Linked DNA regions of Homo sapiens: all the other regions are linked to region 2. A link is a loop called in an ENCODE intact Hi-C map of the cell type or tissue named here. Cell type or tissue: gastrocnemius medialis. All regions are shown on one strand. Links, peaks and the distances in the headings refer to the core of each region. The heading gives the core; the rest is flanking DNA. Region 1 overlaps LINC01091 (long intergenic non-protein coding RNA 1091). Region 2 overlaps LOC105377407 (a long non-coding RNA gene). Region 3 has its middle 56 kb from the start of SPRY1.

Region 1 (11,035 bases), core at 2,111-10,110, 340 kb before region 2:
GAGGTATGTCCCTTGTATGCTGATTTTGCTGAGAGTTTTAATCATAAACATCTCAGGTTCCCAGGCTAATTGTAGAATGCTAGTTCATTGAGTAGAGTCCAAGTTTAGTGTAAAAAGATGTGGGATATAACGTTTAGGAGAAGGCAAGAATAAAAGCAATCAAATTCAATTATAAGAAGGATTTTTTTTTTCTAACTGGTATTGAGATAAAAAAAAAACCTTTTCTCCTTTTGCTTTATTAACTTTCTAGGGTAGTCTGGGTCTGCCTCTATATTGCTGGATCATTTTTCACAAGTTCTAAATTTTTTTCAGCTGTTACAGTCTCATCTCAAAAATCAGTGCCAAAGCACTACTTATTTCAAAAGTACAATGTGATGATGAGAATAAAATAAAACCAAGACTTTTATGAAATCATGGGCTTAATTTTAAAAGGTTGTAAACTGGGATAATAATAAGTGATTCTTTACTTTTATTTAAGGAGGAATTTGAGTAATTAGCCCAGGTGAGATTTTTATATTTGTCAGGAAAAAGACTGATTTGACAGACTGTCTTGGTAACTTCAGGACTTAAAACTTCTAAAGAAAATAATGGTGTCTTATTCTCTATAAACTTTGGGATACTCTGAGAATCTTTCTAAAGGTCTGTGTTCATGTGGCCTTATGTGGAGAACAGACATGATTGTCATGATAAATATTACATGAATGAATTGATTTGAACAGTCCTAATTTTATTTTATTTTATTTTTATTTTTTTAAATTAATTTTGTTTTACTTTAAGTTCTGGGAAACATGTGCAGGAGGTGCTGGTTTGTTACACAGGTAAACGTGTGCCATGGTGGTCTGCTCACCTGTCAACCCCATCACCTAGGTATTAAGTCCCACATATATTAGCTATTTATCCTGACACTCTCTCTCCCCTGCCACCTGACAGGCCCCAGTGTGTGTTGTTCCCCTCCCTGTGTCCATATGTTCTCATTGTTCAGCTCCCACTTATAAGTGAGAACATGCGGTGTTTGGTTTTCTGTTCCTGTTTTAGTTTGCTGAGGATAATGGCTTCCAGCTCCATCCATTTTCCTGCAAAGGACATGATCTTGTTCCTTTTTATGGCAAGCAGTCCTAATTTTATAATGATCATTTTTATTATCAGTTTTTTTTTCAAATTATCTCTTTGCATGCAAAGAGATGGTAATATATTTATAGACTTTTATGTGGTACATATACACCATGGAATACTACACAGCCATAAAAAGACATATCCTTTGCAGCAACATGGATGGAACTGGAAGTCATCATCCTAAGTGAACTAACACAGGAACAGAAAACCAGACACCACATGTTCTCACTTTTAAGTGGAAGCTAAACATTGAGTACACATGGACATAAAGAAGGGAACAACAGACACCTGGGCCTACTTGAGGGTAGAGGGTGTGAGGAGGGTGAGGACTGGAAAACGACCTATTGGGTACTGTGCTTATTACCTGGGTGATGAAATAATCTGTACACCAAACCCCCATGAGGCACAATTTACCTATATAACAAACCTGCACATGTAGCCCTGAAGCTAAAATAAAAGTTAAAAAAAAGTATAGAATTTTTAAAAAGGGAAGATTCCTCAAGTATTATTGATTCAAATTCTCCAGTTTCACATTTGACTCAGGGAGGTGAAGTTACTTGCTCAGGATTACACGGTTTAGGGGTTACAGAAAAATGTAAACAATTACTTAGCCATATATTTTTTTAAATGTATGCAACTGAAAAGTGATGGTGACTTCACTGACTCACCAGAACAATTCTGACTTCATAAACTGTAATGTCCTTTCTTGCTCTAAGGTTATAAATTTGAAAGCTATAAAGGGAAAAGTATTTGAATACGATATTTGTGTTTCTATCTGTATTTTGGAAAGGACATATCAGCAGTGAGTTGAAGAAAGGGTACTTCTGCACTGAGGGTCTTGGAAGATGGCCTGAGGAAAGACAAAGAACAAGAAAAAGAGTTAGAATGAGGATTGCAAAGCATTGCTCACTAGAGATAAGAATTGTTTTAAGCATGTGGGTTTTCATAACTAAACTCCATGGTAGATTTTCTTCTGAATGCAGTGACAATGGTCTCTTTGTGCTTGCATATTTGCATATGAGAAGTTTGTGATATGACATAATTTTTTTTATCCAAGAATGGTAAATGAGAATGTGAAAATCACCTATATTTTCTTGCTTACAGGTGTCTGTGGAGATCATGCAATTAATACTACCTTCACAGTTTTGTATAGTTATGACAAAAAGTCTCTAAAAATAGAACAGCAAACATTGGCTCCTTTACTGGTCATGGATCCGGGTGTAATGGATGTTAAGAAAGGGTGTTACAATGGATCAACTCGGGATAAGAAATACTAAGAGTAAAGCATGTTTTGAATTCAAGATGAAAAGTAGAGAAGAAAACTTCACTATAGAATCATAGAATGTTACAGTTTTAAATAACTTTAAAGATAATCTTGGCAGGGTGAGGTGGCTCACACCTGTAATCCCAGCACTTTGGGAGGCTGAGGCAGGCAGATCTCTTGAGGTCAGGAGTTTGAGACCAGCCTGGCCAACATGGTGAAACCCTGTCTCTACTAAAAATACAAAAGTTAGCCAGGCGTGGTGGCAGGTGCCTATAATCCCAGCTACTAGGGAGGCTGAGGCAGGAGAATCACTTGAACCCTGAGGCGGAGGTTGCAGTGTGCCGAGATCATGCCACTGCACTCCAGCCTGGGTGACAGAGACAGACTGTGTCTCAAAAAAAAAATATTAATTCCTCATTCTAAAGATGAGAAAACTCAGGCACAGAGAAAAGAAATGACTTGCCCAAAGTCATATAATGGCAGATCATAGATGAAAAGCCAGGTCTTTTGACTTGTATCCAGATTTCCTCTTGATAATTTCACACTTGGTGCACATTCCACAGCCATCATCAGGCATTGTTTTTATGCCAGGTACTGTGTCATGCACTAGGGATATCCTGCTTTCTACAGGTACTTAGAGAAGTCATATTGACAATTACAACAGCAGGTAAATGGGTATAAAAATAAGCAGAATATTAAGGCAGTGCATATTCAACTCAGCCAAGAGAGTTTGGGAAATTTCTCAGAAGTATTGACATACAGGATGAGTCTTCATGTTAAACAGGTGAGAGATGAGAAAGAGAAAGAAGAGCATTTTAGAAAAAGGAAACAGCATGGCCATGGGCGGGCAAAACTCCACTCTCTCTCTCAGATTTACTGTCATTTTGCTTTCCAACATTAACCTCATTTCATTATTCTTCTTGGTTCCATGCATAGACACTCATAATCACCTCATAGATGCTTTGCTTTGAAGTGCTTTTGGGCATCACTGAGTGATACTGAACACTTTTTTTCCACTTGGATGTGTTTTATTACTTGCTTTCTGGCTCCAAGCACCTGCTGCCAATCCCAGCATTGGGCTCAAGTGATCTGCCCATCTCGGCCTCCCAAAGTGCTGGGATTACAGGCGTGAGCCACCACACCTGGCCTGAAGTTTTTTTTTTAATGAGTAAATGCAAGCTAAGAATTTGTCTTTGAGAGACACCAAACCTACAAAGCTGTTTGGAATCTTCTTCATGTATGTAGGTTCTTAGAATTGCTTCCCGAACTTGTAAGTAAAGACACAGGATGATTGATCGCTACCAGGGTAATTAATTTTTTTTTCCAAGATGAACTTGGGTATTGACTCAGGTTGTTTTTTTTTTTTTTTTTTTTTTTTTTTTTTAGACAGACTCTTGCTCTGTCACCCAGGCTGGAGTGCAGTGATGCGATCTCGGCTCACTGCAACCTCTGCCTGCTGGGTTCAATTCTCCTGCCTCAGCCACCCGAGTAGCTGGGATTACAGGGGTGCACCACCACACCTGGCTAATTTTTGTATTTTTAAGTAGAGACAGTGTTTCACCATGTTGGCCAGGCTGTTCTCGAACTCCTGACCTCAGGTGATCTGTCCGCCTCAGCCTCTCAAATTGTTGGGATTACAGGCGTGAGCCACTGTGCCCAGCCTTGACTGAGGTTCTTATTGCTTAGTGTAATATCTCTACTTCTTTGTTCTATCTATATGCTTTTAAATTTTTGAGTCTTTATTTAGAAAAGTTTAGTGCATGTTTTATAGAAATCATTTTCATTTGGAAGAGTAGTTTTAAGAATAAAATACCAGGCTTCTGTAGTTTCCTGATGTAATTTTTATTACGTTGTTAATGGTAAAAGAACAAGGACAACTGAAGTCTTTCTAATGATGATAATAAAACAGTTTTCCTTTACAGACAATTTTTTTTTTTTTTTTTTTTTGAGACGGAGTCTCCCTCTGTTGCCCAGACTGGAGTGCAGTGGTGCGATCTCGGCTCACTGCAAGCTCCGCCTCCCGGGTTCACGCCGTTCTCCCGCCTCAGCCTCCCGAGTAGCTGGGACTACAGGCGCCCGCCAACGCGCCCGGCTAATTTTTTGTATTTTTAGTAGAAACGGGGGTTTCACCATGTTAGCCAGGATGGTCTCGATCTCCTGACCTCGTGATCCGCCCGCCTCGGCCTCCCAAAGTGCTAGGATTACAGGCGTGAGCCACCGTGCCCAGCCACAGACAAATTTTAAAGGTGAACCATTTATCTTGGATAATTTTTAGTTCTATGGGCACCCGCATCGCTGAAAACAAAGCTAAAAAAAAAAAATCCCATAGGCACAAAGCCAACTTTGAAAGTGAGAACCTACTGAGCTTCAACCAAACCCACTGACAGTGCACCACAGGTGGACACCACATGGAAGGATGAAAAAATGTGATTGTGAAGGTCATGTTGACAGTTCCATGTCCATAATCTATTCTTCTTAAATTTGATCTGTGCATCTGGTATATATTTATGCATGTATTTGTGCTATAGGAGCTTAGAGTTCTTTAAGTAGGTCAGGGTTATCTGTGCTATGAAACCTCCTGCTGGGAAGAGATGGTGAGGTGGTGTGAGTGCGCTGGCAAATGCTAGTGGCCTTGGATTACACAGGGCCCTATTAGAGGAGGTTTTGAGGTTGTTTGGGGATCTCTGCATCTGAGAAGAGGATTAGTAGGAACTATACTTCAAAGAGGACCAGGAATGTACCATTTCCTATAACCTGTAAGAGCCAAGGAAAATTCTGCTGCTGCAGATTCAGTTCAGGACAAGAGTTGAAAATCACAGTTAGTACCAAGCCAATGATCCTCTGCTACTATTGCTTATAATATGCTGAGAATAAATAATTTGATAATGGAAGATTAGGAGACACATAAAATGGATACCTACATGGCTTATAGTGTAGATGAAGGTCTGTTTAAGGGCACATGATCACCTTTTTGAGCACATTTCAGGTTGGTGTCTTAGTCTGTTTAAATTACTTTTCAACAAATGTAACATCTTATTGACTTCTCAAAGCATGATTAACATAGATATCTATCCAAGTTATCATCTTTATGAATGGTGAAATAGCCCCTTAGGGAGAGCTACTATGTTTCTTATATTTTCTAGTAGAAAGTATGGTTTAGAGTCTTATGTCAGGAGGTATGGCTTGGTCTTAGCAAGTGTGACCCACAGCAAGAGTTCATAGTGGTTCTTCCACTCAGATTGGACCACTGTCTGAATGTCAAGAAGTAGCTGATTGGATTGTTTCAACAGCTTCAACAGTCCTTTCTTTATGTTGAGTCCTTTCACCATCCTGCTGACATCATCTGGTTACATTGATGGGAGTCTGCTTTGTGTTAAAATATATCACATGTAGTTTTTCTTAATTTCTTTCTTTCTTCTTCCTTCCTTCTTTCCTTCCTTCCTTCTTTTCTTCCTTCATTCCTTTCTTCATTCCTTTGTTCCTTCCTTCTTTCCCTCTGATAAACTTTCTAAAGTTGTAATTTTGTGGTTTTTCTTAACGCCATTTGTTACTCACCTAGATCTGCCATTTGGTAAACGTTCAATATTGGGCCACTTACTAACCATTTTGTGCCTCAGTTTTGTCATCTAAAACATGGGAAAAATAAATGCCTTGTAATGTTGTTCTGAGTATTAAATGAGCTAATACAGGTAAAACTTTTAGAACAGTACCTAACATACAGCAAGTGCTGAATAGGTGTTAGCTCTCATTTCTCGTCATATTGAACAGAGATGAGCAATTGAAAATCTGTGCTGGAATTTTGTGTCAACAAATTTATTATTCTTCTTCTACCATTTCACCAGTGTTTTGGTTTTACTACCTTTGAACACACAGGCTCAAGAGCAGATATAATCTCAAGCCATTAAAAGCATTTATTAGACATCCGTTATCCATATTATATAACCAAGGGGTTCTAAACTGTGGCCTGGTTTAGAAGTGGGGTGGTGAGTATGACCTCCCAGTAGGTGTGTTTCCCTGGCTGTACACACGCATGGGGGCACTCAGGGCTATTTCCAGATAAAATTTACATCTATGTGCCTAATGGTCCCAGGTGGACATATAGAGATGAATGTGTTGAATGAGTCTCCTGGTTTCTGGAGCTTGAAAGCTCCCTGTTAGAAGGGACTGATGATTCTTTCCATCCCACCTTATGGAATGTGAGCCTTACCCAGACCTAAATGAATGTCAGTGCTCTGTGAGCACCACCATTATCAAGCTGTGGAGTGACGTTGGCAGTGGAGGGCATGCACCTGACATAGAGAAATTTACACCCTTGGCGTAATCCTGGAGGTAACGGCGCTTCCAGAGTCACATAGTCCCTAAAGTGACACTAGAGGGCGCAGTATGGACATAGCTGTGAATTGCGCTCTGGACTTGTGAGTGACTTAGCCAATCCAAGGCTGGGCTCGATAGCTCTTTGAGGAGGTGAGGGAACTGAAGAAAAGCAAGAGGGACTGGGGAATCTAGAAAGGAGCATTCTTTGAGAGAAATAATAGTGATGATAGCTACCATTTATTGAGCACTTATTAAAGGTATGATTTAAATACATTGTCTCATTTGATCTTCACAATTATTCAGTGCAGGGCTATACTGTCTTCATAAAACAGAGGAGAACGCCTGGGGCGATGGCTCACACCTGTAATCCCAGCACTTTGGGAGGCCGAAGGGGGCGGATCATGAGGTCAGGAGTTCAAGACCAGCCTGGCCAACATAGTGAAACCCAGTCTTTACTAAAAATACAATAAAAATTAGCCGGGTGTGGTGGCAGGCGCCGATAGTCTCAGCTGTTTGGGAGGCTGATGCAGGACAATTGCTTGAACCCGGGAGGTGGAGGTTGCAGTGAGCCGAGATCGCACCACTGCACTCCAGCCTGGGTGATAGAGTGAGACTCCTTCTCAAAACAACAACAACTAAACAAAAACAAAAAACTGAGGAGGAAATGGAGGCTTAGAGGAACTCACCCAAGGTCACACAGCCTTTAAGTGGAGGAACTGGTGTTTAATCCAGAGCTATCTGAATTCAAAGACTATCTGTATTCTTAAATCTTAACCCTAATATTCTCAGTGAGGAAGGACTGAGGTTATATCTGAAAAAGAGCAACAAATAACAGCTTCAGGGCTGCTGAGGTGGGTTTCAAAAGTCACACAACTCTGAAGTATATTTCAGACCTCCTGTTCTTGGTGATTTGAGCAAAAGGTTTATTGCAAATTATTATCCGGAAACTATGTTTGTAGACTGAGAAATGGGTTTCTGTGAAACAGCATTCATCCAGAAAAGAAGTTTTTTTTCTGCAAGAAAGCAGTTAAAACAAAAACCTGGGGGAATTTGACTCTGATTTTTTTATCACTGAGTTTTCATAGATTCTGGTAGCATTGGATGTGCATATGTTGGTGAATACAGTTCCAGACTTGCGATAATAGAAGTTGTATCATACATGTTCACCCAAGAGCCATTGCTTGACAGAGGCATCTCCAGGTCTGAGATCTCAGGGGAGAGGCCTTCACCCATGGCTGTGAGAGTTGCCATGGTTGAGAACACCAGAATTCTCTCATTGTGTTGCTTGCCTGCCATGAAGCCTCTGGAAGGATATGGTGGCTGAAATAAGGCATGAGGCACAGATACAGATTTCCTGACTCAACTTCTGGTGCAGATAACATTGTTATACTACACATATTTATAATGCCCTTTTGGGTAAGTTTTCATAGAGATCATTTTCATTTTTTACCGATGCCATTAAGCTCAGTTAAGACTATTGGCAACCTTTCTCATCCTCCTCTCCCTCAATATTCAGTAACAATGGTAAGCTACAACAACCTAAAATATTAAGTAAGACTCTACAAATGACATAAACAGAATCTTCACAAAGCAAAAATAAAATTTGTTTTCTTAACAGATGGGCAGTGATTAAAAAGATGAATAACATTCAATGCCAGTAAAGGTATGGGGAAATGGGCACTAGAATTGTAAAATCAACACCTTTTGGAAGAGTGCTTTTGTATTATCTATTAAAATTAAAATACTAATTTCCTGTATCTCAGTTATTCCACTTCCAGAAATTAACCTTTTATGTCTTCCTTTACTTGTTCCTGATTTTAACGGAATACTTTTATGTTTCACCATTAAATAACTTTTGTTGAAGTTTCCTTTTCTTCTTCTTCTTTTTTTTTAGGTACTCATCATCTCTTTAAGGAAATATCTTTCCTTTATTAGTTTTTATTATGAATCAGATTTGAAATTTATTGATGCTTTTCCTCTTTCTATTGAGATGGTCACTTCTTTTTCCTCCTTAAATTTGTTAAAGTAATTCATTTTATTGATAGAATTTCTAGTGAAAATCATTCTAGCAGTTCTGGGGTACACAAGATTTGGTATGGCATATTATTTTTATTAATTTCTGGATTTAGCTTGTTTAATATTTGATTCAGCATTTTGCATCAGTGTTCATGTCTGAGATTAGCTTTCAATGTTCCTTACTTACACTGTCTTTTAGTTTTGGTATCAAAATGAGATGAAAATTTTTGTCCTTTTATATTTTCTCAAAGAGTGTGTATAAAATTTGAATAATCTGTTTCTTGAATGTTTTGGTAGAATTTACCTGTAAAATTATCTGATCTCAGTGATGTTATTTTTCCCTCATGATAATTTTTTACTTATTGTTTTGCTCAATTTCTTTAATGTTATAGAACTATTTAAATTTTCTTTTTACATAAGGCAATTTTTGTATAGTTTTTAAAAATAAAATTGTCCATTTTTTCCAAATGATAGGCTTTTCTTGGTATTCCCTCTTTAATTTCTATTGTATGTGTAGTAATGTCATCCACTTCTCATTCTTAATGTTGTATATTTGTGGTCCTCTCTCTTTATCTCTCTTTTATCTTTTTCAGTATTACCAAATACATTTCAGGGATGCCCCTAATATTTGTGGGGCAAAAGTATGAATGGAAGTTCATGTAGTGTATTATTTCTAAATACTTAAAAATTATAAGCCAAACTCATAAAAGCTTAAGTAAAATCTATTGTTTCCTTCTACTTTGACAAATATACCTTTATAATGACTGGGAAAGCATATTTGAATTTTAAATCCTTGGAATCCTTGAAGTTCCATTCAGGAAAGTGGAAGCACAGGGACATCTGGCCCCTGGCCCATAGCCTATTCTTGTTCTCCTTCTTCTCTTCCAATCCCAACTCTGTTCCACACCATGATAGGCATCACACCATGTCGGTGAACTTACTAACCTGTGCTTCAAACTCCATTCTCACTCTGCAAATATATCCTTCTTGACTATTTCTCAGGAGGGCCAAGCCTTGGGTCCATTGGTTGGGAATCCCAGGGAACTGAGTTGTGGCCTACTTTAGAAGGGGGCTGGTGAGTGTGAGCTTGTAGTTTATTTAATCTCTGTTCTGTCACTAATCTGTAAACTCTGTAAGGGTAGGGACTTTGTTGCTTTCTTTACTATTCTATCCCAAGTACGTTGTACAGTGCAGGGATTGGGGAGATGCAAAGATAGAGCTGTTTAGTAAATGAATGAATGAATGAATAAGCAAGAATGACTCTTAGGTTTCTAGCTGGAGACTCTGGTAAATGCTGTGCCATTCACTACACACAAAATATAGGATGATTGTAGCCTTATGAGGGATGGAGATTTGAATATCTTAAGTTTGAAGAGTGTGTGCTTATGCGGGTGCAATTTCTGGCAGGCATTGCACAAAGGGAACTGAAACTTATGAGAAAGATCTAAACTGAAGACATTGCTCTAACACATACTGGTATGTAGGTGTAGCTAAAGCTTTGAGAGTAAGGAACAGCAGATGTGATGAGAGAGAGAGAGAGAGAGAGAGAGAGAGAGAGACAGAGAGTGCCTGGACAGGAACCTTGGGGATAATCAACATTTAAAAGACAGACAAAGAGGAGCCTTGAAGAAAACTTTGAAGGTGCTTCCTGAGAGGTAGAGGAAAAGTGATACTACCAAGACAGAAGACAGCAAGGGAGTCAAAAACTGCCAAAAAGTCTATTGAGATGTGAACAAAAAGTGTTCATTAGATTTGTCAACTCACATCTTGGCAAAACCAATTTTAATTATTTGAGCAAAAGCCAGATTTTCCTGAGTTGAGGAGAAAGGTAGGGAGAGGAAATGGTGAGTGTAGATGGCATTTTTCTGGACACTCCTCTGTGAAATTACAGGGACTGTGAATGTGGTACTATGAGGATATATATGTTGAAGGCAGAGTACTTGTTGAAGATTTTACAGCTAAATTACGCATCAACTACCCCTGCTAAAGGGAGATTATGAAGTGATGTTGAGTACTACTTCCAGCGTAAGACTTCGTGGTTTACAAAGAAGAGTTTGGGAATGATTCTGAGGAGAATCACACAGATGGTGATATGATCATAAAATAAGACCTTGGAGATATTAAGTAGGATGACTACCTTCAGCTATGAGGGATACAGCTTCTCAGAAGACAGTGACTATAATATGCTTGATCTCCCGAAAGGGGACAACATGGAAAAGGACCTCAGTTGTACCAGGAGGAATTTAATTTAGAAAGCAGGATTTCCTGACATTGTGATTGAATGTTTAAACAGGTTACAAAAATTGTTATGAAATCTCAGAGGTCTCA
Region 2 (11,035 bases), core at 1,257-9,256:
ATCCAGGTTAAAACAAAAACATATGAGACTAAAATTTAGATAAATAGTCAAACAAAAGGGAAGAAAAAGAATAAGAAGTTTAAGTAAAAAAAAATTATCAAATATTGCAATGAAAGTTTTAATTACTTTATACAAAGGCCTATATCCATGGTAAAGAAAATTAGAAAAAGGCCTAATTATATTATACCATGATTTAGGTCTAATTGACATATATAAAGACCTATTGGTTATGAACCCTCTGGTAACAAAATTAAATAGCAACAAATCAAGTCAGTGCTTATTTCTAATCAAGCTCAACTGGCAGCAAATTTGAAGGTCAAATGAAATTTGAGCACAAGGTATAAGGATAGCATGCTTATTGGTCTGAGGGTGCCACAGAATACTACCAAGTGAAGGGCTATGGAACTCATTCTTGGTCTAGTTTTGACTGAGAAAAGAATCTTCTGATCTTATATACAGTTTAGAAAAATAGTTTGTTTTGTTTTGTGTTGGGCATAGGAGCAGATGTAGGTTGTTGTCATTCCTAGAGAATGGTTTATGTTGTCCATGGAGGCAGGAGTGGGTTGCTATTAGTTTTTGAAATGTTTTCTGTTATTTACTGAAGTATGTTTGTCATTGTTTACCATACAGGTGGAACTCGGTTAATGTTAGTTTTAGAAGCATGGTTTGTAATGAGTCTATTGCTGGTTAGCTGATGTTCAAAATGTAGGGCTGTCACTGATTGGCTGGTTTTTAGACACGGATTGACTGAAAAGCGTTGTCATTGATCAGCAAAATATGTTAAAAGCCACATTTCTTACATTGACTTGTTAAAATGTCTACAGAACAATGACTTTTATTCTAGGAGTGTGGACTTTTAATTTTTATGTGTTAGGGATAATTTGTTCTTTGAAAGTTAAATAAAATAAAATAAAACTCTCTGTGCCTGAAGTTTAATTTGGGGAAATGTTTCTGTTTTGCTACTATTTCAAGTCCTTAGTAGTAGCAGGACTATTCAGGCTTTTAGTTGCTTCTTGATTCTGGTTCGGTAAGTTATAGTTTTCAATGTATTTGTCCATTTTGAATAAATTTTCAAAATTGTTGTCTCTTGAGACTATTTTCCTGTTATCTTTTAATTTTATTTATGCCTCATCTGTAGTCTGGTCATATTTTCCATTTATAATATTTGTGCTTTCTTTCTTTTTGTCTTTAATTGTCTTGTTAACTATTTGCATATTTTGATGTCATTTTTCTAAACAACCACTTTTTGGTTTTATTGATCCATCTATTGTGTTTTCATCACTCTAATGTATATTTTCTATTTTATCATTTATGCTTTTATTTTTATTGTTTCTTTTCTTCTGTTATATTTGGGTATATTTGGTTATTATTTTCTAAATGTTAGATACTTTGCTCATTAATTCTTAGCCTTTCTGAATTTCTGATGTATGCATTTAAAAATATAATGTTCCCTTAACGGGTGTCTTATGCAGCCCTATACATTTTGACATGTAGTATTTCATTATTATACACCTCTAGGTCTTTTGAATTTTTCATATTGATTTATTTCTAACTCCTGAGTTATTTGGAAATTTTTTTCTAATTTTCAAATATAAGATAATTTGACTTATCTTTTTATTATTAACTTCTGAATTTCTTGGTTTGTGGTTAGAGCATATGGTCTCTATCATATCTGGAAAATAGAGTAGAAGGGGTACAAGGGAGGTTTCAGTCCCAATTTCTACCAAAATGCTGAACCAGCAGAAGCTTCAACGTCTACTTTCCTTCCTCCTTATGCCTTTCTAAATAGATTATACAATAACTCCTGGAGAGTTGTACTCTTTAGATCTTTTTTTCTGTCTCTTCTGGTGCTTATGAGTTTATATTCTCCTCCTTATGCCTTTCTAAACAGATATACAATAACTTATTGTATTATATTGTATATTGTATAATTATATATTTATATACAATAAGTTATTGTATAATCTATTTAGAAAGGCATAAGGAGGAGAATATTAGCTCATAAGCACCAGAAGAGACAAAGAAAAAGACCTAAAGAGTACAACTATTTCAAAACTACAAATTGAAATTGTATTTCACTGAAAGTGGAGAAAATATAACTAAGAAACAAATAATACAGAGTAAGCATAATAAGTAAAAAAGGAAGCTATTAAATATATACAATAAGAATAAGAAAGCATAAGAAGATCCAAATAGGATTATGTGTGAAGACAATAGATGAAATAAAGAATATACTAGGTAGTATAAATAAATAATCAGTGAATTACAAAATTAAAGATTAGTTTGGGAAACATTCCAGAAAGAAACAAGGAAGCATAAATAAATAGAAAACTTAAAGAAAAGTTAAGGGACATATGGGGAAAAAACAAGTATAAATATCCTTAATCAAATTCCTGGAAAGAAAAAGTTCAAGAAGAAAATATAGCCATTCAAAGTAGCTAGGATATAATTCAGGTGAAACTTAGGACCTTCAGAACCTGCAGAAACCTTGTATCTGAGTCTTCAAAGAAGTTTAGAACTTCACCAAGTTTAGAAGTAAAAGGAGGGACTAAATATTTTAGGAAACTTGGAAAAGAGAGGTTTGTTTCTGTATCTGTAAATAAGCCACATAGATTAAGTGTGAGATTTTGAGATTTGTTCTCACTCGAATGTATTCCAACTACTAATATGATTTGTCAGTGAGTTGGCCAAGCCCTTTTAGAGTTGTCAGAGATACCAATAACTCTCTACCTTAGACCCTAGACTTGGCCAGTCCAATTCACAGACCTATTGCTGCCTGGCTGGCCTCTGTAAGCATTTGCATGTAAATCCCCGTAATGATTATGACTGTAGATTCTGAAGTCAGGGGCCTGGGTTCCAGTCCAACCTCTGTCGAACACTGATTGTATAATACTGGGCAAATTACTTAACCTCCTCTCTGCTTTAGCTTCTATATCTGTAATACTAACTCTTGCAGCACTTTGTATAATTGTTCAGGATTTTACAAAAATACATCTCACAGTAGTTTCTGTTGTTATCAGCCAGTTTACACCAGAGCACATTTCGTTTTCTCCGATTTCTGATTGGTTTAGACACTTTATTACATAATATCTTCAATGGTTCCTTGATCAGTAAGAATAAAAAGCCTGAGATACAGGTTACATCACTATTATAGTAGAATCCTTTGCTCAGATTTTTAGAACTATTTTGGCGAAAGAAAAATGGAAAAGACACTGTTGTTCATCAGAGAATCTTGGAAGGTTGGAGATAAGAAAAGGTTGGGTTGAAATTGGAGATTTTGGTGAGAACTGAATTGCTCACCTAATAGAATGGCAGGTAATTGTGACTCTTAGTGATGATTCCTAAAGTTTGCTGGAAGGAGGAGTGAGAAATGGAGAAGTTGAAGCTTGAGTGGGAAGAATTTTAAAAGGAAACTTTTAAGGAATATATAAAATATTATTTAAAGATAATTACATGTTGTGATGTACACCCTCTACCTTTCTAAATCATCAGGAAGACCTACAAAGTTTATGTTATTTTGTTGGGATTTTTGCCTAAGTATAAGAGAGAAAGACCAAAATCCATTTCTTGCTGCCAAAAAGTTTAAGACATAACTAAAATAATTTAGCACAAGATCTGAGTTAGAAGTGTGACTATGTGAAGTCAGCCCTATTAATTTTCATATATATCTCGAAGAGAAGGTTGGGTTTACTGCAGGACCCAAACTAGGACTTCCGGCTACTCTTATCCAATATATTGCCAGGTTGATTCAGTTGATATCTGCTAACAGCAATACCTAATATTTTGCCTTTCATGCTAATACATAAATATTTATTCATATATAATACATATATTTTTATATAGAGAGAGGGTATTGGAATAAAAAAATGTGTGTTAGAACTAGGGCAGCAAGAATGGAAACAGAATTTAAAAAAATCACTGTTACGGCAGCCATTCTGAAGATACAGAGGGATGATCAACTTAAAATTTAATAATCCCTATGGCTTTGGCAGTTTATTATATCAGCAAGGGTTCACATGTACGGTATTGTTTAATATTATAACTGCATATATTGTTATTGCAAAGAATATTAGAATATATTATACCTATTTTAAAAATTTGTTATATTCACTTTAATGAATTAATTCCTTACAAAAAAAGAATTACTAAATTGATCATGTTCAATGATTTTTCTAAGTAAGTCTAAGAGTATTTGACTGATTCTTCATTGCTTTCCTAAAGGATTTACTCTGTCAAGTCATATAAAATATAAAATTTCTTTAGTTGTCAGGGTTAGTTCAGATTCTTTACTCTGTATGAGTAACAGATTGCAGTGTGTTTGTTCTTCATACCCATTTGTTTGTAGTGTACATGTGAAAAGTATTAATGCATAATGAGAAATAGTACAAGTACTTTCTTTTGCAGGTATCTTGATAATTTAAGAACTTCATAGGTAAATGAAGATTTAAAATATTAAAATTTGGGGGAAAATTAAATATACATTTAATACATTTTATTTACACAGTATTTGAATATATTCTTCTTACAAAATATATTTTCAAATTATCTATAAATCCCCTCATATCATCACCCTCAATCCTGAGTTCTGGGGAAAAAAATCAGTTTACTTTCTCATTATTTGTATATATAGATTGGACCATATGAAATTGTCTTCCTTGTAGATTAAAAATAGGTGAATATCAGCAATTTCATGTGTTTCAATGTAGCATTTTAATATTTGCATTTAAAAAATAAATACCATTATACTCTACTTATCTAATAGAATTTGAGTTTTTGATCAAATGTCTTAGAAAACAATTCTTTTAATTAATACATGATATCCTGAGGCATAAAATAAGCCATTCTCTCAATAACTAACCTTTGGGTTGTGCTACTTTTTTCACTGTAACTTATTTTACATATGTCCTTGAACAAATGAGTAAGTGTTTCCCTAAGGTAAATTCTAGAGGTAAAACTGTTAGGTCCAAAAGAATACACATTCTTTTTACTAGTTATTGCCAAATGCCAGTTCCTATTTAAAATCTCACCAAAATGTGAAAAGCAAATGACCTTGCTTTTCTAAAACCTTACTACTTTATTTTCCTGTTTAATTTTTTGTCCTCATAAGTTAAAAGATAGTTGTTTGTTTTAGTTTATGTTCCTCCTATTATTAGTGATATTAAGTATCTATACTGTTTACTTAGACACTCGTGTAAATTGTACACACACACGTCTCTCTTACCTAAGAAATCCAAGACTTTTAAATATGAGCATTTTCTAAACATTCCAAACAGTTATGTATAAGGAGGAAATGGCTCCTACATGTAATGTCACTACTTTTACAGATGATTTAAGCTGTTCAATTCTTGGCAAGTGTTATTTTCAACCTTCCTTCCCCCTTCCTCATATAGGATCAGTTATAATTTATCAGCTCAGTAAGAGTTTCAGTCTTAAATGTGTTTCCTAAAGATGACTTATTTCTTCTTTAAAAAAAGGACTTTTTACTCTGGGCCAGAATATAATGACTGAAGTTTATATTCACCCTGTATTTACTTTAAAATGAACTTTTTATAAATTTTGATAACTTTTCTAGAAATGCATTAACATGGAGATGTAACACAAACTTTCTGACTCAAACCACTTAGACAGGCAGGTTTGGCATCCTCCTGAAACTGAATAGGTATGGAAACTGTGCTTCTTGACCCCTAAACATTCTATCTCAAGTCTGTCTGTTGCTAGTACAAAGACAGGGGCTTCACAAATTTTATACCTGAGCCAGGCTTCAAAACTGGCTGGGAAAATGGAGTAAGAGTGACCTTTAGTGGCCACTTGGAGTAATCACAAAGTAATTTATGTCTCAAGGGGACGGATGGACATTCTGTTTGCATGACTTCTTAACACAGCAATGTAATAAGTTGGAACTGGCTAACCATGAAACATTTATTTGACTTTTTATGTCACTCTATTCTAACAGAAAATCAAAACCCTATGAGTCAGTGTTCAGACAGCTGAAAAGGTAAATTTTTAATTGGTAAATGGAAATCTAGTCACACCTATTAAAGTGACTTTGGGGCTTCAATGCCTAAATCCGCTCACAAACAGATTTGGAAAAGTACCATTTAATTGAGGCAAAAATCCTTTGCTTTCCATGGGTTGATAAAAGCCACCTGGCAGTCTTTTGAACCTCAGAACTAAGCAGCAGGGGGAGGAGTTATGTATTAGCACCATATCTGATCTTAGAAAAGAAAGACTCTCTCCCAATGAGAATGAAAGTCACTATTAATGGGAATTAAATGTTCAAAACGTATATTTTTCTTTTTGTCAGGAATATTAGTGCTTACTTCTTTTCTATAATTCCACCTTAAGATGTAGAGAGCATCTCCATAATTAAGACATTTCACTCATAAAACCTAGGTATTGCTTTCTTAAATACATAGTTTCTCTCCAATAGAAGCACTTTCTGGTGAAAGATATATCAAATGCTTTATTTCTAATAAACCTCAAATAAAAATGTGACTAAGCAGTCAAATCAGCTAGCTCTTCTACATCCTCCTGAGTTCAATTAGCCCCTGGAAACTCAGGTGTATTTGCTGAGCTTGTTGCAAGGATAGATCCCCCAAATAGAGAGAAGCTGTCTATGCATGCCCTTTCTTTTCTCCCACATTCAACAAGTGGGAAAATACTTTCTTCTCCCATGGAAAAGGGTGAGTGGGGGCTGGAAAGAAGTCACGAGGGTGATTCTTGGGAATAAGGTTTCCTTCTACATTATTACAGACAGCCCAAATCTAAAACAACAAACAACATTTCTAAGTATACATTTGAAAGATTCTCTCCTCATAGCACACATTTGTTTTTAAAAAGCAATTACTGTCTTAGTCACTGTTAACAGGGCACATTTACTTAAAAGATTTCACAGGAGTTGTCAGCATATTTAGATCACAGGCCTTTTTTTACAGGAAAGTGCACAGTTCATCTTTAGCTGCTAATATCTCAGAATATAGAATTCAAGACCAGAAATGATTGAAAAAGACAAAGATGATGTTTATATACTGGTAAGGAAACAATAAAGGAAGACATAACCATCATGAGGATGTATTCCATAATAAAACCTCAAAGTATATAACGTCACAACTAACAGAAATGCATGGAGAAATAGATATATTAACCATTGTAGTTAGAGATTTTTAACATTACCTTTCAGAAACCAAGAAATCAAACATAAGAAAAAAAGAAAAAAGGCAAACATAGCATATGTAAAAAACATAATGTGCAAGTTTAAACTATTAGATATTTATACAGCTGTAAACCTAACAAAGATAAAATATGCATTTTTATTATAAATTGATAATTCATAAAAATTGACTTCTACTATTGCTCAAAGGAATCTTCAATAAATTCCAAAAAAGCAAATAACATACTGACTAGGTTCTTTGGCCATAATATTATAAAATTAGAATGTAGCTAACAAAATTTTGTATTTATAAAAACAATAATATGTGTTTTAGATTTCAAAAAGGAAATAATGAGGAAAATTATAAAATATTTAAAACTTAAAGAAAATGCATGTATGACATAAATGGTACTTAAAAATTTGAGCTTTAGAAAGTAACATTCTTCAGGAAGTAAAAATTAACTCAAAAAAATAAGAGAGAAGAAAATAATAAAGAGCATTATAATCAAGAACTTGCTAGTAAAGTTGCATACTTATATACAGGGTAAATTATGGGAAAAAGTATTAAATGTCAAAAAGGTAGAAGAAGAAATAAAACACTCAAACAGAACAGTGCAATTGAACTGATAATCAAAGTGTTAGAGCCTCCCACAACTGCTCAAACCCAGATTGTTTTATATTTGACATTAATCAACATTTAAGAAATAGTTATTTTTTATATTATATGTGTTTCTAGAAATGAGAAAACTGCGAAAGCTGTCCACCTTATTCTACAGGGTTAGTAGAATCTTGATTTCACAACTAAGCAAGAACAAAAAACAGTAAGGATATTATTGGGATATTTGCCTTAGAAACCTAGAGGCAAATATCCAAAACAAAATATTAAATAAATAAATCTAACATATTAAAAAATATACCAAAATCAAATGGTATTTTTAATCCCAGAAATGAGAAGATGATAAACATGAGAAACTCTTTCAATATTAAAGCTCTCATTAATAAACTGAGAAAGAAAATATGAGGATTTTAAAAGATGCAAATAGTAATTTGATAAATTTTAACATATTTATAATAAATAATTAGAAATGTAGAAATAAAATATTCCCTAATTTGAAAGATATTTTATATCAAAGTACCAGTAAATAGCATCCTTAGTGGAGAAGCTTAAAATATTTCCTTTAACATCAAGGGTACACATAAAACAAAGTTATCCTCTATCATTGCCACTATTTAGCATAAGACTAGGTTTCATTCAACACTCAAAGAATTTAAAAAGAAGAAATAAGAGGTGTAAGTCCTCAAGGAAAAGAGGACTATATTATGTTCATACAGTATGATTACCTATAAAGAAAAACCAAAGGAATCATTAGAAAAAAATAGAATAAGAGCATTCAGCAAGGTTTCTGGGCACAGGATTGACTAAGAAAAAAAAACAGTAGCATTTATCTGTTCTACTAATAAGCAACTGAGAAATATAAAGTGTTCATAAATTTACTTAATAAAGAATATATGATACTTCTATGGAGAAAAAAATCTAAATTTCAGTAGAATAATGTGCAAAGAGTTTAAGAGACAGTTCACAGATGAAGATTGCAAAAGGTTAAAAAGTAAATGAGAGAGGCTCAAGCTCATTGGTAAATAAAATGCAAATAAAAGCAACAATTGTAGATGTAAAACTCTATAGAATTTTACCATCAGTTTAGCAGAATCTTGAAAGGTGAGATACTCATAGCTATATAGAGTTATAGGTATCCTCCATGCACTGTAGGTGGGAGTATAGATTCCTACCTTTCAGACAACCATTCTGGAGAATAACTTGGCAATATTTAAACAGAGGAAATGCATATTCCACTACTCACCAGTCTTGCTCCCAGATTAATATTCTATGGAAATAAAGGTTATATGTACAAATGGTGATATGCACAAAAATTTCCAGAATTTTTGGAATTTGAGCATACTTCTCTGATAGAATGGTTAGTGAAATAGTGTGGGTGCATGCTTTAGAATATTGTAGCAGCACTTGAAAGGCTCATACTGGATATATAAATAGAAACAATCATGGGTGAGTCTTAAAAACATAGTGATGAGTTAAGTAAAAAAATTCATATTTATATAAATTAAAATACATATATAAATACAAAATAGTAATACATATTTTATGAGAATTTGTACAAGAAAAAATACTACATCAAAAGCATTAGGAAAGTAGCTTACAATGGATGGTATGGCATGGAGATAAAAAGGTGTAAATAAATAATACAAAAGAGGGGACATTTGTTCTATGGATCAATGACAATTGTATCATAAACAGAAGAGTGCGATTAACCCAAAGCTATGTATTTGAGGTAAAGAGGAAAAAAAGGCTTTAGATAATCAAGGAACCTACATATGGTTAAAAAAGAGAATGTTTTATTGTTATTTCCATCTGATACAAAGTATTATGGGACTCTGTTATTTTAAATAATTAAATCTGAAAATCCACTTAACAGTACTCATAAATGACCATATTCTGAAAGCAAGGAATGGAAAAAAAGGACCATTATCTACTTCTGAGAGTGAGGACTAGCTAGCCCTCTTTCCCCTCATGTGTGATATGTTACTTCTGGCATACTGACAGAGTGGGGCAACAGTATCCATCTTATATTACATGTTAGAACATTTTACTACTTTCTTATCATTCTGGCACATCTGTGGATCATTTAGTGCATGTCCACTTTGAAGACCACTGTTCTAAAGGAGTATCAACCAATCTGATGAACTAATTTGAACATTGTAATGTGTATGTTTATATGCAGCTGTCTATGTAAATGCATATATGCAATCATCCTTTTCTGAAAACTTTTCACATTACAATTGACCCTTGAACAACATACATTTGAACGGCACAGGTCCACTTATATGTGAATTTTCTTCCGCCCCACCATACCAGAGACAGCGATTCCAACTCCTCCTCCTCAGCCTACTCAATGTGAAATGATGAAGGTGAAGAATTTTTTGATCAACTTCCACTTAATGAATAGTACATATATTTTCTCTTGCTTATGATTTTCTTAACATTTTCTTTTCTCTAGCTTATCTTATTGTAAGAATACCATATATAATACATATAACCTACAAACTATGTGTTAATTGACTGCTTATGTTATCAGTGAAGCTTCTGGTCAACGATAGTCTATTAGCAGTTAAGTTTTTGTGGGGCTCCAATGTTACATGCAGATTTTTTACTCCCTGGGGATTTGGTGCCCTAACCCGTGTATTGTTCAAAGATCAACTGTACGATTTTTTAGATAAGTAACAAAGAATAATTTATGCTATTTTCATTTGCAAATACCATCTTAAAAATATGCAGTTATTAGGAAGTGATTCAGAGACTCATAAGGAGAAAGACTGAAAATGTATGTGAAAGAAATAGTGCAAATCAGAGAGTAAGAGGTGATTGTAACCAGAATATTCTCATGTTTCTTGTAGACTTAGCACAGACAGCTTAAACCGTGCTAAAAGGATAATTAATTAAGTACAGTTAACTGAGAGGTTTTTCTGTTATAGTAATATCCTGTTTACTTAACATCTTTTCTCCTTTCAGAATTTTGCAATAAATTCAGGGTATTAACTAGATAAATAAAAATGCAGACAGGCACACAGGTGCACACACACACACACACGGAATAAGATAGTATCTTGAAATATTTATCTTTGTGTGTTTTTTTTTATTTCTGCATGTCTCTGCAAATTAGAAACAAACACATTTCTTTGAATAGAGTTCGAATTGTAATAAAGGAAAGGTAAAGAAAATGAAACAGTTAAAGCACCTTTTCTCCCCAGACTAGGCTCTCGAAAGTCCAAAGTTTCAAACCTGAGCAGGATAAGGCATAGAGGTTTTGATTC
Region 3 (11,035 bases), core at 1,283-9,282, 770 kb before region 2:
TTGATACTTGTGTACGCTTCACGAAGTTCTTGTGCTGTGTTTTCCAGCTCCATCAGATCATTTATGTTCTTCTCTAAACTGGTTATGCTAGTTAGAAATTCCTTTAATCTTTTATCAAGGTTCTTAGTTTCCTTGCATTGGGTTAGAACATGATCCTTTAGCTCAGAGGAGTTTGTTATTACCCACCTTTTGAAGCCTCCTTCTATGAATTTGTCAAACTCGTTCTTCTTCCAGTTTGTTCCCTTGCTGGCAAAGAGTTGTGATCCTTTGGAAGAAAAGAAGCATTTTGGAATTTTCAGCATTTTTGTGCTGGTTTTTCCTCATCTTTGTGGATTTATCTACCTTTGATCTTTGGTGCTGATGACCTTTGGATGGGGTTTTTGCATGGGTGTCCTTTTTGTTAATGTTGATGTTATTACTTTCTGTTTGTTAGTTTTTCTTCTAACAGTCTGCTGGTCTTTTAACTCATCTGCGGGTCTGTTGGAATTTGCTGGAGGTCCACTCCCAACTCTGTTTGCCTGGGTATCACCAGCGGATGCTGCAGAACAGCAAAGATTGCTGCCCATTCCTTCCTCTGGAAGCTTTGTCCCAGAGGGGCACCCACTAGTTGCCAGCCAGAGCTCTCCTGTATGAGGTGTCTGTCGACCCCTGCTGGGAGATGTCTCCCAGTCAGGAGGCACGGGGGTCAGCGACCCTCTTGAGGAGGCAGTCTGTCCCTTAGTAGAGCTCAAGCGCTGTGCTGGGAGATCCACTGCTCTCTTCAGAGCCAGCAGGCAGGAATGTTTAAGTCTGCTGAAGCTGTACCCACAGCCACCCCTTCCCCCCGGTGCTCTGTCTCAGGGAGATGGGAGTTTTACCTATAAGCCCCTGACTGGGGCTGCTGCCTTTATTTCAGAGATGCCCTGCCCAGACAGGAGGAATCTAGAGAGGCAGTCTGGCTACAGCAGCTTTGCCAAGCTGTGGTGGGTTCTGCCCAGTCCAAACTTCCCAGCAGCTTTGTTTACACTATGAGGGGAAAACCGCCTACTCAAGCCTCAGTAATGGTGGACGCCCCTCCCTCCACCAAGCTCGAGCATCCCAGGTTGACTTCAGACTGCTGTGCTGGCAGCGAGAATTTCAAACCAGTGGATCTTGGCTTGCTGGGCTCCGTGGGGGTGGGACCCACTGAGCAAGACTGCTTGGCTCCCTGGCTTCAGCCGCCTTTACAGGAGAGTGAAAGGTTCTGTCTCGCTGGGGTTCCAGGTGCCACTGGAGTACAAAAAAAAAAAAAACAAAACTCCTGCAGCTAGCTCAGTGTCTGCCTAAGTGGTCACCCAGTTTTGTGCTTGAAACCCAGGGCCCTGGTGGTGTAGGTACCTGAGGGAATCTCCTGGTCTGAGGGTTGCAAAAACCATAGGAAAAGTGTAGTATCTGGGCCAGATAGCAGCGTCCCTCAAAGCACAGTCCCTCATGGCTTCCCTTGGCTAGGGGAGGGAGTTCCCTGACCCCTTGCACTTCCTGGGTGAGGCAACACCCCACCCTGCTTCTGCTCGCCCTCCATGGGCTGCACCCACTGTCTAACCAGTCCCATTAGATGAACTGGGTACCTCAGTTGGAAAAGCAGAAATCACCTGCATTCTGCATTGGTCTCACTGGGAGCTGCCGACTGGAGCTGTTTCTATTCAGCCATCTTGCCAGATCCCCTAATGTTGTTTTTATGCCTGCTAATAGAACACCCATTCTGCAGCCCATGGATCAAAGAGTAATTTAGACTTTCAAGTTTTATGATTTATAAAATGTATTTTGTAAGGCTGCCACAGACAGTGATTCCCCTGATGGATCTGGGCAAAGTAAATTGAAAACACCTTCTAGAAAAGATTCGTGATTTTTGATGCCACTAAGAACATTCATGATTCAGGAGAGAAGATCAAAATAGCAACATTAACTGGAGTTTGGAAGAAGTAATTTAAGCCCTCCTAGATGACTTTGAGGGGTTCAGGACTTCAATGGAAGAAGTAACTGCAAATGAGGTGGAAGTAGGAGACAACTAGAATAAGAAGTAGAGCCTGAAGATGGAACTGAATTGCTACAATCTCAGGATAAAACTCTAACAGATGAGGAGTTGCTTCTTATGGATGAGCAAAGAAAGAAGTTCCTTGAGATGGAAGCTACTCCTGGTGGAGATGCTGCGAACATTGTCGAAATGACAACAGAAGATTTAGAATATTCCATAAACTTAGTTGATAAAGCAAGAGCAGGTTTTGAGAGGATTGTCTCCAATTTTGAAAGAAGTTCTACTGTGGGTAAAATGTTATCCAATAGTATCTCATCCTACAGAGAAATCTTTCGCAAAAGGAAGAATCAATCTGTATGGCAAACATCATTTTTGTCTTATTTTAAGAAATAGCCACAGCCACCCCAACCTTCAGCAACCACTATTCTGATCAGTCAGCCATCATCAACATGGAGGCAAGACCCTCCACCAGCAAAAAGATCACAACTTGCTGAAGGCTCAGATGGTCATTAGCATTTTTTAGCAATAAAATATTTTTGAATTAAGACATATACTTTTTGGCTGGGCGTGGTGGCTCACACCTGTAATCACAGCACTTTGGGAGGCTGAGGTGGGTGGATCACCTGAGGTCAGGAGTTCAAACCAGCCTGGCCAACATGGCAAAAACCCATCTCTACTGAAAATACAAAAATTAGTTGCACGTGGTGGCGCATGCCTGTAATCCCAGCTACTCGAGAGGCTGAAGCGGGAGAATTGAACCCGGGAGGCAGAGATTGCAGTGAGCCAAGATGGCGCCATTGCACTCCAGCCTAATCAACAGAGCAAAGACTGCGTCTCAAAAAAAAAAAAAAAAACAAAAGGACATACTTTTTTTAGGCATATGCATATGCTATTGCACACTTAATAAACTACAGTATAACATAAATGTAACTTATATGTGCACTGGCAAACCAAAAAAATTCATGTGACTCTATCATGATGCTTGCTTTATTGCTCTGATCCAGAACTGACCCCTCAATATCTCTGAGGTTGCCTATATCACAGTTCACATTCTTCTTTTTTGTTTCCTTTTTATTGCTAGTTCGTTTCTTTACCATGGTCTTAACTGGCCAGTCCCAGTGGACTGAAGATGAATTCTATTAAAAAGAACACTGGGGAAGAAGGCAAAGGAATTTTGGCAAAATCACAAAATGGGGATAATAATATACCAATTGGAAGGGAATACTCACCCATCTCGTGGGGGTGCTGTGAGAATTAATTAATGTTTGTAAAGGCCTTTGAGTTCCGTGGAGGGAAGGTGCCACCACAGTGCTAAGCATTATTGTGAAGGGATTATGTGCACAAATACAATACCAGAAGCCAGGATATTACTAAAAATAAAGCAGAACTTTCTGTGAGGAAGGTAAGGAAGGAAATGCCTCCTTGAAAAAAGGCTGAACCGTCTTTTAATACAAATGCTTAGGCTACCCGGTAATGGAACAGCAAATCTGAGATTCTATTGTAAGTAAAGGATTATGTTTTCTCGGCATTGTCAAGGTGCTGTGGAACAAAACAAAATGACTGCTTTACGCAAAAGAAGGTTAGAGTCTTTGAAAAAGAGATTAAGAGGATGTTTGGCTATTGCGCTGCGTAGTCCATCCAGGAGGAAAAAGGCAACAGCAAAGGCGAATGTTTGTTTGCATTTTGGGGGAAGGGGTTTTAAAAATGGGAAAAATGGGAACTGCTCCAAATTAAAATAATTGTTGGTGGTTGCTCCCAATAAATCTAGTAATGAAGATTAAAGCTTGTTAGAATCCTACACCCATTTTTCATTTGCTTTTCTCTCTAAAAAGTTCTTTATATCCTAGGTTTAAAGTAGCAGAAGAAATATATTCTTGCTTATGTATTTACAGAGAATGATCGCATTAACATTGTTAAACAAAAAACAAAAACAAAAACAAAACAAATAAAAAACTCTACTTTGTCCATATTATAAGTAATGCATGTTACATTTAAGGAGTGGATTCTACCGTGTTTTTGAAGTCCCTATTAGGCATTTAGTTAACAAAACTTATAGCAGAAATGGGAACGAAATCCCTGTCTTCCTTTTCCTAACCCCCTTCTTTCTAACCCTTTCCTCTCCCCAACCCCCTTATTAAAACAAGGTCTGTGGAGTCTGAAGCAGATTAGCAAATAGATAAATCCTTTAATGTCATGGAATACTTTCCCCAGTATAAATGGGATTAATCTGCCAACCCAGCAAATTCTACATTTCAAACACCTCAGCTGCATAATAAGCCATTTCCCCAACCCCCTAATTTATGGCACAAGGGTCATTTGATTTTAATGTTTGCACTGGTTAGACTTTCTTTCTCCAGTCTTCCCTCCCACGGCATCTCCAGCTCTCTCCATTTTCTACCTTTGAAAATGCTCCTTACATAGCCTTTAGAAAAGCATCAAAGGGTACAAACAATAACCTGTGCTTCACAGAGAAGCCGGAAGACGGAGAGGATGTGGAGCCTAAGCTGCCTTCCACTGGGCCCAGCAAGTCCCTCTCCAGAGCCTGTGAGGTGGCCATGTTGGGAGCTTTGGCCTGGGTCTGGCCACACAGCCCTGGGTTTGAGGATCCAACATCATGGCCAAACCCAGTACTATACAGCCACCAATACCTGTTTCACAAAATGTTTACTGTAATGAGGAAAAACACAGGCCCTGCTTAGACACTTTAAGAGCTAGAAATGGCTCTGTGTGAACACAGAAGGGAGGCAGTGCAGTCTCTGACCCTAGAATTAGAACTGGGTATCTGTGCACCATTGCATTCAGTGACTGGCCCAAGGTCACAAAGTAGGAGGCGGATGGCTTGCATCTACCAGGTTGTCAGCCCTCCAGGGCTGTACTGCACCTCCCAAGCCACACTGCTTCCTTTAGGAAAGTATGGCCACGCTGCTCTCATTCAGCAACCCCAGGAGAAAAAGACTATTTCAGGGCTATTTACTCAAAACCATTGGGTAAATTCTGACTCACATTAACGTTTCCCTTTACACACCCTTTGAAATCAGAGCAACATGAGTCACCTTACTGTTCTATCCTCTTGGTTGGTGACCAAAGGGAAATGCTTCATTTTAAGAAGTAAGTCCTCGTGGCTGTTGTCGGTGAAGCTCTGAGAGTCACAATAAGGCCGGAACACCCCTGCAGTTGTGAGCCCAAAATGTCCTTACGGCACATGGGCCAGAGAGTCTCCTCCTTCCCGAAACAGGGTCTTCGCCAGGCCTTTATATTAAAATAGTAGAAACAATGGGATAAGAATGAGAATGTGAGTATATTTCTAAAAAGCAGTCATGAAGATTTTATTTCGAAACAGCAAAGTAGCATAACGAATGAACTACAGCCACATGCAGATGGGTGAATCTTAGCAATGTAATGGAAACGAAAGTCGCAAAACATATACTACACGATACCTTTTATACAGTTTAAAGTAGCTAAAATGTTTTAAAATACATGCAGTTTAGGACTGCAATAATCTACATCGACAGAAAAGCTAGGAAAACCAGGATGCTGCTGGGGAGGATGGGGTGAGGTTGCTGGGGGAACATGTCATTAGCTCTGACTTATTTTCCAGACTGACTTTTGTTTAGGAGATGGGCTCGCAGATGTTTATTATATTACTAAAAATAAATCAATAACTGAATATAAGTTGGACATCTACAACCCAATGATGACAATTTAAGGATCATAATTAAGCCAATTAATACACACCAAATTGAAAACAAAACTGACGATTGTATTAGTTTACTAGGGCTGCTGTGACAAAGTACCATCAGCCAGGCTGATATGTTTAAAATACAAACTGACCATAAACAAAATAATAGATAGCTTACATAAAGGTAAAATAAAAAGCACAAACATTGCCCCCAGAGCATGATATATAGTAAATGTTGGCCTGACCTGGGGTAGGTTTGTGAGGTAATGACCTCCTATGCTTTGATGAAGCTTTATGGCTCATCTAACTGAGGCTCTCACCTCTAAGTTCAGTCATGCCTCAGTGTTTGAGTAGAAGGAACAGATGGGACATGGGTTAGTGGCTAAAATCAATTTCATCACGTCGACGTTGGTATCCTAGCTCTCTCCTACAACCAAGTCTCTTCCTCTTTTCCAAGGGACGTTCATTCCTGCTTCTTTCCCAGTTCCCCAACAACTGGCTTTCCCGTCCTTGAACTGAACTGTCTCCATGGCTGAGGCCCCACGCCAGCTGCTCCAGATTCTTTGTGCCACCATCTGCCTGGCTGGACTTCTACAGCAGTTACCCTTGACTTCTTTTTAGAGGTTCACTTTTGAATTTTTGGGCTAAGTTTAATTTTTTTTTTTTTTGAGACAGTCTCACTCTGTCACCCAGGCTGGAGTGCAGTGGCATGATCTCGGCTCACCACAACCTCTGCCTCCAAGGTTCAAGCTATTCTCCTACCTCAGCCTCCCGAGTAGCTGGGACTACAGGTGCCCACCACCACACCCAGCTAATTTTTGTATTTTTAGTAGAGATGGGGTTTCACCATGTTGGTCAGATTTGTCTGGAACTCCTGACCTCGTGATCTGCCTGCCTTGGCCTCCCAGTGGACTAAGTTTAAACCTGAGTTAATGGTATTATTCTCCATCTATCCCTTCCTTATACAGATTTATCTCCTGGTTTCATACCTATTTTGAGATTCATGGCAGAGAATTATGGAAATCTCTAGTAACACATTTCTGTCTTTAGTCGCATGCCCAGCATTTGAACCTTGCCTTTCTCTGTGAGTATTCCCAGAAAACCATCCCAACAGTACATAGTTTGGCCTTTATAACTCCTGATCCTCTCTGAGCAATCGTAGCCAGAAACCAGACCATTGCTTTAATTAGACTGGAGGAAATAGAACAACCAGAAGTTTTCAAAGATTACAAAAGAGATTGCTAGGGAGGCTTAAAGGAAGACAGATAACAGATATCTTCTCAATAAAGGATGAGACGGGCCAGGCATGGGGGCTCACGCCTATAATCCTATCACTTTGGGAGGCGAGGTGAGAGGATCGCTTGGAGCCAGGAGTTGGAGACCAGCCTGAACAACATAGTGAGACCTCATCTCTATAAAAAAAAAGTTTAAAAATGTGCCCAGCATGGTGGCATGTGTCTGTAGTCCTAGATACTCAAGAAGAGGTTGAGCCACAAGGATTGTTTGAGCCCAGAAGTTCAAGGCTGCAGTGAGCTATGATTGCACCACTGCACTACAGCTTTGGTGACAGAGTGAAACCCTGTCTCTAAAAATAAATAAATAAATACAGAGACAGTTATCAGATGGGCATGGCTTGGTAAAGTAGAATTTATTTTGCTGTATGAGGCACTCTTGGCCTTCACACAAAGATGAGTAGTCACTCCCCGAGTTAGTGTGACACTGTCTGCTGATGTTGATCAAGATGGATACATTGACTTGTTTACTCTGTGTCACATACAGTCATTCCATGACAATCTTCAAAATGCCACCGCGTATAGGCTCAGGATTAGATAGGACATTCTTTTAATGAAAGGACATAGGATAGCCTGAATTCACTGGGTGAACATATCTAGAGTCAGGGCAGGGACCACGGTGGTGAGAACAAGCACACCAGGAGGGAGCCAAGGCCGGGCCTCGGCTTTGAGCCTGCAGCACTGGGACAGGGGTGCCCTCTACCCCCAAGCATAGACACCTTGACTTTTGGCCTTCCCGGTCTGCTCAACCCATCCTAGCTAGTTGATATGCTGTGAAGAGGACACCTACCCAAGTAACAGGAATAGAAATCTCTATGTGGCACCAAAGCACTCCTGGCCCCCTACTCCAGACATTTAGGATGGTCATTCTGCTGAGGAGGAAGATGACAGAGCCAGGGAGAAGAGCTTGGACTTCACATCCGCACCGTTCTGGATTCCAATCCCAGCTCTACCGTCGACGATTTGTGTGATTCCCGGCAAATCACCCGGCCTCTCAGTACAAATTTCTTACTCTGAAACACAAAGCTCATAACATCTACCTTTTCAGGATAAAATGTGAAGGATAAAATGAACTGATGTCTATAAAGTGTGACGCAGGGCTTGTCTTTAACGAGGGCTCATTGGCCTACCCTTCCCACCTCCTTCCAAGCACACAGGGCACGGCCTCCCGGAGCGCACATCCTCTGCCTTTTACATGTGTCCTGTTGAAATCTGAACAACCTGAGAGGTTTTTCTGTGGCTGCCGTCATCTGTTCTTTTTCACAGGAATAATTTCTAAGTGTACAATCTAACATTCTTTTGTTTTGTTTTGTTCTTTCAGAATTTCCCTTTCGTGTGAATCATATCCTTGGCCAAGCGGGGCACATTTATCGTATTTCTGAACTTTCTGAAGCCTATTTTCCAAAGTCCAGGTTCAGGTCACCTCAGCCTGGTGGTTCCTTTCCTCAATTTAATGCAGAATGACACAGTCATGTTTTTCTCTAGGTTCCTGGAAGTTACACAATAGCCATCAGGTTCTTTTTCATCAGAATGAAGTCAAGAATAGAAGTTCCCTTGTTGTTTCCTCTGCCTTCTTAGTGACGAGAGTATCATGAAGACGGGCAAGGATTTATTACATGGTTTACTTTGAGCGGAACAAGACTCCTAGTAAAATCTGAACCTCTGAACCTGATCACCATTACCACCTACATGGCCTATTAAGTATTTAAAATTGATTAAGCATTTTCCTGCATCAGAATAGAAAAACAGCCCTAGCTTATATTTACTGTGCATTTTCAATGTACAGGGTACCCAGTTAAGCTTTTGGAGGACATTGTCATTTTTAAACTTTAAAACAGCCCTACTAGGTAAGGGCTATTCTTAGTTCCCATTTTACAGATATAAAAACTGAAGCACAAAGAGATTATGTACTTTGCCTAAAACCACATGGCTTGCAGGTAGGAAGGCCAGGGTTCTGACCCTAGAGCCTGTCTTCTACCCGCTGTCTGCTCTTGCTTCTCACACATGAGCTCGCATGCCAGCTCCCTAACTTAGGGGCTTTCTGACCTTGGGAAGGTTGCTCCCTGTCTCTCAGTTTTCTCATTTGTAAAAATGAGAATCACAGTATCAACACCACCAGGATTGTTATGCAAATGAAATGCTATCGCGTTTAGGAAGCAGGTAGCACCATTCCTAGTGAAGAGCAGGGGCACCAGGCAACTGCCAGAAGAGCATCACCACCATCGCCACATGGCCCCACTCCCCCACTGCACCTGCCCTTCACATGCCAGTATTTCAGAAATCACTTTTTATCTCATAATTGCTGAGGTTCCATCTCATAATCAATGCATACATTTGATGAGGGTTAGCTTTTCCCAAAAAGTTATTACTTGATAGCATGTCTTTCTATAAATGCCATCTCTGAATCAAGGAAATATAGTATTTCTACATGTATTTGTTTTATTTGTCTAGCTCGTTTACTAGGACAAGAGCCATAGTTTGAATTTTCCTGAGTTCTCTCAACATTTAGTACTGAGCCTCACTCCAAGTACTCAATAAATAGCTGTGGAGCACATACGTGTTTGTCATAAGCAAATTCAGCTGTCCTGGTTTGTGTTGGGTAAAAGATGCTTTTTCCCTCCAAGTGCAGTATGGGGCCGGGATGGGGCAGGGCCGAGGGTATTTTCCTAGAGGGTCTTTGCGCCCTCCTGCAGGGTGGGCTGAGCACTTCCTAGAGCAAGAGTGACAAGAAACTGCACCTGTCTCCACGGAGCTTTCCCCGTCCTGGCTGTACCAGGACATGCATGACATTAAAAGCAAACAAGATTGGTGTAGCCAGAGGTAAAGGGAAAATTTATTTGTCTGGGCAACTGTACTGACCTCTGGCTCTGAGGATTTCCCTCTAAGAGGAGGAGGACAGAACTGGATTATGTTCTCCCAAGTTTTACTCTTGTAGGATTTTTTCTCCTTGGTTTTGGAGTGAGTGAGCATGTGTGCACATTTTCACACCCTGCTAGTGATTAAGACACCCTGATGCAAATGTCCACTCGGACTTTATAAGACAGTTCATGCGTTCAGGAATCAGGCCTGGTGAAGGGAGTACAGCTGTCTGGACCAGGTACAGGCCGATTCCAGGCAGGAATTACCTGAAACAAGAGCTCAGAGCTGGTGTCTTTTGGCTGCATCAGTTTTCATGCCGAGCCTTTTCAAGACTTTTATAACTCTCTAGCTAGCAAGCAAACAAATAAATAAAAATTAACTAGACTGAAAGTTGGTCTGCAGAACTTCAGCTTGAGATCATTCTTTTTCTCTGAAACTGAGAAAGTTTCTAAATATTGATCTATAAACAAGCGAAGGGGTGTCCGGACTCTGGGAACAGCTTGGCTTGCACTTTAATGGTTTCAAAATTAGGAGGAGCAGATTGCTGAGCAGCACTTTCCTCCAAGATTATCTTTTTTTATTAAAAAAGTGACAAAAACATTTGCGTGGGACAGACTTCAGCAGCACATATGCTGGTTTTTAAATATTCTACAAAGTTTCACTAATCGGATTTCAAAAAAGGTCAAAAGTTGTTCAGCTTATATTGTACACATGGAAACTTCCTTTTGGGGTTACAGGGGTTTTCTTTGTTTTTCTTTACATTTTCCTCTTTAGTTGCTCTTTTGATTGATGTGGCCAAATGCTGGAGTTGCTTATTGTGGGAAATGTGTCCTGCTTTTCTTTGTGTATTTATAGAAATTGAAACACACTTCACGATGAGCTCTACTCTCCTAATAAAAGGGAGATATGACATTTTAGACAATAACTTTTTAAACAGAATGTTCTGCTTTTTATTTCATTCAGCTCATGTTAGGCACAGAAGCAGCTCAGGCAGATCGCACAATGGGAGTAACTCCTGGGGGGGTGGAGAGGGGTTGGGGGATGTGGGGGTACCCCTCTCTCTGTTAGGGATTATTTGATTTGGTAATTAATAAAAGATAAAGAGGTCTTTTATGTGTTTTTCGCTAGAACTTTAAATTAACGTTCCTTCTCAAATGTTTCTCTCAGCTCTCTTCTTGCCCATTCTGCAGGGTGACTGTGCTGCACAGCTCC

The links. Peaks named below come from ENCODE experiments on the same cell type or tissue, not always from the same donor. Only the 100,000 strongest peaks of a DNase experiment are listed, where the experiment ranks them.
Region 1: a loop joins it to region 2, with 12 times the contacts of the local background. A loop is called at or near these places in 56 of 110 quality-filtered maps.
Region 3: it touches region 2 in a loop (3-fold over the local background); 6 of 110 quality-filtered maps call a loop at or near these places.

Annotation. Positions count from the first base shown.
Region 1 is chr4:123,766,269-123,777,303 of GRCh38, forward strand. All of the region lies in intron 3 of LINC01091 (long intergenic non-protein coding RNA 1091), which reads left to right. Among named protein-coding and RNA genes, the nearest start is that of LINC01091, 120 kb to the left of the region's middle. RefSeq lists an enhancer at 9,986-10,045. In gastrocnemius medialis, for the core only: a CTCF peak has its summit at 6,759 (motif pointing right); a DNase peak (open chromatin) is centred at 6,765; H3K27ac peaks cover 6 bases.
Region 2 is chr4:124,106,252-124,117,286 of GRCh38, forward strand. The region is part of intron 2 of LOC105377407 (a long non-coding RNA gene); the gene reads right to left. Among named protein-coding and RNA genes, the nearest start is that of LINC02516, 450 kb to the right of the region's middle. In gastrocnemius medialis, for the core only: a CTCF peak has its summit at 5,801; a DNase peak (open chromatin) is centred at 5,797; H3K27ac peaks cover 664 bases.
Region 3 is chr4:123,335,476-123,346,510 of GRCh38, forward strand. No RefSeq gene overlaps it. Among named protein-coding and RNA genes, the nearest start is that of SPRY1, 56 kb to the right of the region's middle. RefSeq lists an enhancer at 4,859-5,153. In gastrocnemius medialis, for the core only: no CTCF peak of the experiment used is centred there; DNase peaks (open chromatin) are centred at 4,893 and 5,155; H3K27ac peaks cover 5,545 bases.